2 separate regions of the Homo sapiens genome follow, and region 2 is linked to region 1. The links are chromatin contacts, found by Hi-C or POLR2A ChIA-PET in ENCODE. All regions are on one chromosome and are shown on one strand. Each heading gives the region's core, a stretch centred on a gene start or an enhancer-like site at or near the end of the contact. The rest is flanking DNA. Distances are from core to core; before and after follow the strand shown. Region 1 overlaps LOC643339 (a long non-coding RNA gene). Region 2 overlaps LOC643339 (a long non-coding RNA gene).

The links. Hi-C counts contacts between places; a loop is a spot of excess contacts on that map. ChIA-PET counts read pairs that join two places held with the same protein, here RNA polymerase II (POLR2A). Pooled maps may share reads with other maps.
Region 2: a map of ascending aorta shows a loop between it and region 1 (5-fold over the local background). The contact joins two enhancer-like sites. A Hi-C loop is called at or near these places in 10 of 168 maps with a recorded cell type or tissue (Right ventricle myocardium inferior, aorta, ascending aorta and 5 more) and 10 of 50 pooled maps. POLR2A ChIA-PET finds 5 or more read pairs at or near these places in 2 of 52 experiments (Caco-2 and PC-9).

What each region holds. Positions count from the first base shown.
Region 1 is chr12:93,190,631-93,194,001 of GRCh38, reverse strand. All of the region lies in intron 3 of LOC643339 (a long non-coding RNA gene), which reads left to right. Among named protein-coding and RNA genes, the nearest start is that of LINC02412, 18 kb to the right of the region's middle. Within about 2 kb of position 1,906, at least 3 of the 41 ENCODE cell types and tissues checked have a DNase peak (open chromatin) inside an H3K27ac peak, as active enhancers do; they include ascending aorta, where a contact is called at or near this core.
Region 2 is chr12:93,301,505-93,304,852 of GRCh38, reverse strand. All of the region lies in intron 2 of LOC643339 (a long non-coding RNA gene), which reads left to right. Among named protein-coding and RNA genes, the nearest start is that of NUDT4, 75 kb to the left of the region's middle. RefSeq lists enhancers at 1,648-1,697, 1,718-1,777. Within about 2 kb of position 2,077, at least 5 of the 41 ENCODE cell types and tissues checked have a DNase peak (open chromatin) inside an H3K27ac peak, as active enhancers do; they include ascending aorta, where a contact is called at or near this core.

The sequences.
Region 1 (3,371 bases), core at 657-3,156:
ATGTGGGCAAAGCATTTGATGCAAAGTAAGTCCTCCATAGATTTTAACTATGTTATGGTTACGTTAATTATCACTATTAGGTTGTCTGATCATTCGTAACCTTACCTATTCTGGACAGGCTCCTTGGCTTTTTATTCTTATTTCCCAAGCTGAATGCTGGCAGATCTCTGATTTCACACCAAATGTATTCATCTTCTAGCCTTGTATGTGTGGTGATCAGGTTGGGCATTTATTCTCCTAGAGGTCAGAAAATATAAAATTCTACCTGCAGTATGAAAACCCAAATTTGGTATGGGAAATGAAGCTTAAATTTATCAGAGATTAATAGAGGAAAGTGTAAATTGTTTAAAAGGCAAATGTAAGAAGTTGAGAACTGTCTTTCTCTGGAGTGAACATCTGCTTAGTAGATTGACATGCTTGTGAGACCAACTAAGTATTAGCTACTTCCTTTTTAGAGATAGGATCTTGTTCTATGTGTGCCACCATGACTGGCTAATTTATATTTTAGAGATGAGAGTCTCACTATATTGACTGGGCTAGTCTCAAACTCCTGACCTCAAGCCATCCTTCTGCCTCAGCCACCCAAGTAGCTGGGATTACAGGTGCAAGCCACTGCACCCAGCCTAGTACTAGTCCTAGGTTTACTGGGAATTTTTCTAGTGATTCTGAGAAACCTACATCTTTGTGCTTTTATTTTTTCAGTGTGACAGGGACAGTTACTTCCCCCAATATTTATTTATTTTTTATTTTTTTAAGACAATGCTTATTTTTCAACTGGATCTACAGCTACTCAGAATAAAGACTACATTTCCCAGCCTCCCTTGCAGCTAGATGTGGTCATGTGACTAAGTTCTGGCCCAAGAAATACAGCCTTTTTGAAAGGGAAGATATGCTCTCCTTCCTTTCCTTATTCTATCAGCTGGGATGCAGATGCTGCGGTGAGCTACATGGACCATGCAGATGGAGATAACACTCTAAGAAGGGTGGAAGGAACTTGGGGTTGTGATACCACAGAGCAGCCATGTTATATGAGAGAAAAACAAACTTCTATTTTGTTTAAGTTATGGTCACTCAGTCTCCTTTACTGCAATGGTATTTATATCCTAAATAATACAGGCAGGAATGAGGTTGGCAGCAGAAGTCTCCCACTCCCCAAATCTTCTTCCTTGTGGCTTGGGTCCTGGAAAAATGCTGACTTATTTGTGTTTGTGTGTGTTGTGTTTTTCTGTGTGTAGGAATTCACTCATTTATTATATCCAGTGTTTATATTGAGTGCCAGGCACCTTACCCACCACACACACGTCTATGTATATCTATATGTCAATTTTAATTCCTGCTTTTAATGAACATACTGTCTAGAATCTGAAAATCTAGAGTATAAGAAGCACTGTATGGCCAAGCGAACAAGATAATGGATACCAGAAAATGTTAGAAAATGTCATGGCCACCACTTTTCTTCTTAATCCATGAGTAATGTGTGAAAGTAAAAAGATGGTCTCCAGAAAGACAAAAGATGTAAGTTGACTTCATTCCATGTTCTCCAGTGTATACAGTGTATACAGAATACCCTCCACCCAGGCTGGTGTGGCAGGGTTCAAGGACCTCCTTTGGTTCTGTGTCAGGTTGCCCCCTCTGTTGTCTTCTGGCTCTGTGAAGATACCCCCACCTCCTCCCATGTGATGCCCGTGCTCCGGAGACCTCTGTCATTTTGTAAGCCTGGTTTCCCCTCAACCCTGTGTGAGGCAGGCAGCCAGCATCACTGCCCTAGTTTCATGGATAGAGCAACCGAGTCATTTTTCTATTGTTACTGGACAAAGGTACCGAGTGAGTCATTATAAAGTCCTAGAATCAGATCCTAATTCTTGTTCCTGGCATCATTCACGGACCTGAATTCCACCAAAGGTTCAAGAGGATACTGGCCACTGACCAGCTCAGAGAAGAACGCATTTGCGTGTGACTGAGTCAAAAATAAGGATTAACTCTGTCTTGACACTTGCAGGCTTGAAAAAGAAAGCGGGGGAATATGTGCATGAGTAACATCATCATCTCATCATACCGGGATTCTCAACCTCTCTCAAAATGTTTTGAGAATTCCCTGGCACATGATTTCCTTAGTACTAAATTTTTAAATTAAAAAAGTATCTTATTTGCCATTGAAGCAATCAATTTTCTTCATCTTACAACAGAATCATTTATGTGAATTTGGATCCAAGAGGAAAATAAATTTATTTCCTTCTTTTTGCAAGAGAATCTTTGAAGTATCTGGCAGAGAAAAAAAAATGAGCTTGCTCATGAAATAAAATTAGAAACACAAACCATTCCAAACACAAGCTGTTCATATTTAGTAGGATGATGCTTTTTATGTAGCATTTTCTGAATAGCTTCGAATTTCCTAATTTTTTTTCCTTTCCTTGTGTTTTTCTTTGTCTCACATGTCACCCTATTTATTCATTCCCTCACCGACCTTTCCAGCTAAGGAGGAGAGAGGCACAAGGTATATCTGCAGAAGTAACCATGGATTTAAAAGTAGCTACAGCATCAATTTAAAGGCAAGTTACAGCTTTAGTACATTAAACTTGGTGACTTTATCCTTTGCTTCATAGCTGTAGGAGAAGGGAACGTTTTGGAAAGCAGAAATAGGAGTTCTTACTGGGAATCCAGAAACTCAAGATTGTCTTTCTTAACGAACTACAGAAATGGCCCCTGAAAGTATAGTCTTGGTTGTCTTTCTTTCTTTCTTTCTTTCTTTTTTTAATCACCTGCACCAGCCCTTCAGTTCCTAGCTAGGGCCCTCTGAGTCAGGATCCTCAAAGATGGGTCCTAGGAATCTGCATTTTTAAAAACTTCCCAGAAGGTTCTCATATCTACTAAAAGCTCGAGAGTCTCTGCTCTGAAGGGGCTTTGTGGATGGGTCTTCAGGGACTCTGTGAAGCCCCTCAATGTGTTTATAAAGTGTATGTGTGTATATATATATATGTGTGTATTTTTCTGAAGTAAATTCTCAAAGGCGTCTAAGACCCCAGCAAAGGTTAAGGCCCAGTGCATAATGGCCAATAAATGGAGAGAAAAAAAATGTACAAATATCACGTATTAATGAAAAGAAGAATGCAAGTTAAAACAAGATTATTACTTTGTACTCACAAACTTTTGAAAAAATCAGTGGTGGTTGGCAAAGATAGAAAAATAAGAATTCTCATACACTGCTGAGGGTACAGACATTTTGGGAAACAATTTGACAATAGCTAGCAAAACCTAAAATACATTCTCCTTACAGCCCAGCAAGTCCACTTTTAAGCAAATACCAACTCTTGAACATATGAACATGGCATATTTAAGGATATTCTTTGGGATACTGCTGATAATTAATTGTG
Region 2 (3,348 bases), core at 828-3,327, 110 kb before region 1:
ATTTATTAGGAGTAAAACTCATGCCCTAGATTTTTCAGGGAAGTCTGGGTTTTAAGTAATTTCATTATTTTAATCCCCCCCCCCCCAAAAGCATTTCATCAACTAAAAAAAGTGATTTTTTAAATACTAAAAAACTGACAAATATGAGAAAAACCTGTATCTGACCTCAAGTCCCTTTTTTTTCATTTTGGAAAATGAGGTTACAATTTATCTAGTCATGAGATACAAGAGGCAACCCATAGGGAACTAATATTTATTTTGAGGCATTCTTTTGCTAAACATCTGGATGATTGCTAGAGAATAATAACAATGATAATAAAAGTGAATATTTGCAGAATATTTTACTATAAGTCAGGCACAGTTTATGCTCACTGTCTCATGTAAAATTCACTGTATGCCTATTCAGAAAATTGTAATATTTTCTTTTCTTTCTTTCTTTTTTTTTTGAGATGGAGTCTCTCTCTTGTTACCAAGGCTGGAGTGCAATGGCGTGATCTTGGCTCACAGCAACCTCCACCTCCCAGGTTCAAGCAATTCTCCTGCCTCAGCCTCCCGAGTAGCTAGGATTGCAGGCATGCGCCATCTGGACCAGCTAATTTTGTATTTTTAATAGAGATGGGGTTTCTCCATGTTGGTCAGGCTGGTCTCGAACTCCTAACCTCAGGCGATCCGCCTGCCTTGGTCTCCCAAAGTGTTGGGATTAAAGGAGTGAGCCACCACGCCCGGCCAATATTTTCTTCAGTTTGCAGATGAGTAAACAGAAGTTTAAAGAGGCTAAGTAGACCAGGCACGGTGGCTGACACCTGTACTCCCAGCACTTTGGGAGGCCTAGGTGGGTGGATCACCTGAGGCCAGGAGTTCGAGACCAGCCTGGGCAACATGGTGAAACCCCGTCTCTACTAAAAATACAAAAATTAGCCAGGCATGGTGGCAGATGCTTGTAATCCCAACTATTCAGGTGGCTGAGGCATGAGAATCGCTTGAACCCGGGAGGCAGAGGTTGCAGTGAGCCAAGATTGTGCCACTGCACTCTAGCCAGGGCGACAGAGTGAGACTCTGTCTCAAAAATAAAATAAAATAAAATAATAAAGAGGTTAAGAAGATGGCTTAAAGTCACACAGCCAGCAAGTCGGGGGAGCTTAGTCTCTGTGACACTATCACCCATGCTGTAGACCATCACCATCTGATAGAAATAATGTGAGCCCCATATATTATTTAAAGTGTTCTAATAGCCACATTAAAAAGTAAAAAGAACCATGTGAGATTAATTTTAATAATATATTTCCTTTAACCCAATATAGCCAAAATATTATCATTTCAACATGTAATCAATATAAAAACTATTAATGAGACAGTTACTTTTTTTGTGCTAAGTCTTTGAAATCTGGTGTGGATGTAACACATAGCACATCTCGGTTTGGAGACTAAATTTTCATTGGAAATACTTGGTCTGTATTTAGATTTCATAAAATTTCATAAAATTAGATTTTATAAAATTTAGGTTTCACAAAATTTACAGTTGAAAAAGTAGATTTACATATCAAAGTTATTCCAAACATATGCAGAAATTCTCCAATAACTAAATTATGTAGAAGTTCTTCAATAACTAAATCTGGTCCAAGTTTTCAAATTAAAGTTTAAATTAATTACAATCTCCTTTCTCTGTCACTGTAGCTATATTTTGAGTGCTCAGTAGTCATGGCTGAGTGCTCTAGAACATTCTGTTACCCTGCCTGAATTATTTCTGTTAAGGGCTGAATCTCAAGGGGAACAAAACTTATGCCATAGCCAGAAAGAGGGAGAAAATTCGTGGAAGTGGAAGAAGGGTCAGCCAAGGGTCAAGAGAAAAGACCTTCTTTTTGGCTGCTATTAGGGTTACAGTAAGTTCTAGAGTTTTGGTAACTAGGGAAGGAAGCTAAAAGTGTTTTCTTTCATTTCTGAGAATACGTCATGTGTATATCTTACTAAACCTGGCTTTTCAAAGAAGGCTATGTCTTGATCTAGGAAAGATTAAAGCCAAATGAAAATAGCACTGAGCTCCTGGCAGAATAGCTCACCAGCTGAGCATGTCCATGAGGTCACAAGCTCTGTCTGTGTAATGGTTAGTCACTCAGTAAGGGGTCCAAGTCAAAGCTAAACCCTCTACCACAAACCCTGGAATGGAAAGGATCTCATATTTATTCTTGTCGTAGTTGTTTGTGGGGATCCCTGGGTTATGGAATATGTCTCAAAATGGCAGAAATTACACCTCGGTGCCAAGCAGTAGTTCCTGATCTTTTAAAATTCAAATCTATTTTACAGTAATAAATAATGTTATGATCCCCTCTAAGGAACTAAAGTCATTATGTTATTTCTGCAAAGTAGTTAGGAAATAAAGAAATTATTTTAGGTTTTTAAAAATCAACTTAATGCCAGGTGCAGTGGCTCATGCCTATAACTGTAGCACTTTGGGAGGCCAAGGTGAGAGATTGCTTGAGGTCAGGAGTTCAAGACCAGCCTGGGCAACATAGCGAGACCTCATCTCTACAAAAGAAAAAAAAAAAAATTAGGGCCTGGTGCAGTGGCTCACGCCTGTAATCCCAACACTTTGGGAGGCCGAGGTGGGCAGATCAACTGAGGTCAGGAGTTTGAGACTAGCCTGGCCAACATAGTGAAACCTCATCTCTGCTAAAAATACAAAAAAATTAGCCAAGTATGGTGGTAGGCGCCTGTAGTCCAAGCTACTCAAGAGGCTGAGGCAGGAGAATCACTTGAATCTGGGAGGCAGAGGTTGCAGTGAGCTGAGATCTCGCCACTGTACTCCAGCCTGGGGCAACAGAGCAAGACTCCGTCTCAAAAAAAAAAAATTTTTCAAAATTAGCCTGACATGATGATGGGCACCTATAGTCCCAGCTACTCAGGTGCCTGAGGCAGGAGGATTGCTTAAGCCCAGGAAGTTGAGGCTGTAGTGAGCTATGATCATGCTGCTTCACTGGGCAAGAGTGAAACTTTGTCTCAAAAAAAAAGAAAAAATCAACTTAAGAGAATTATGTTTTTAAAGATTATATTGAAGTATGTCTTAATATGTTCTGTAATAATACTTATAATGCATATAAACACCAGCTTTAACTTTTCCTTAAACAAATGACGTATGCTACTTAATTTACTCTAAATAGATTATATAAAAAAGCATGATTTAGGGTCGGGCGCAGTGGCTCATGCCTGTAATCCCAGCACTTTGGGAGGCCAAGGCTGGCGGATTACTTGAGCTCAGGAGTTTGAGATCAGCCTGGGCAACATGGCGAGACCCCGTCTCTACTAAAAATACAAAAAAATAGCTGATGTGGTGGCATGCATCTGTGATCCCAG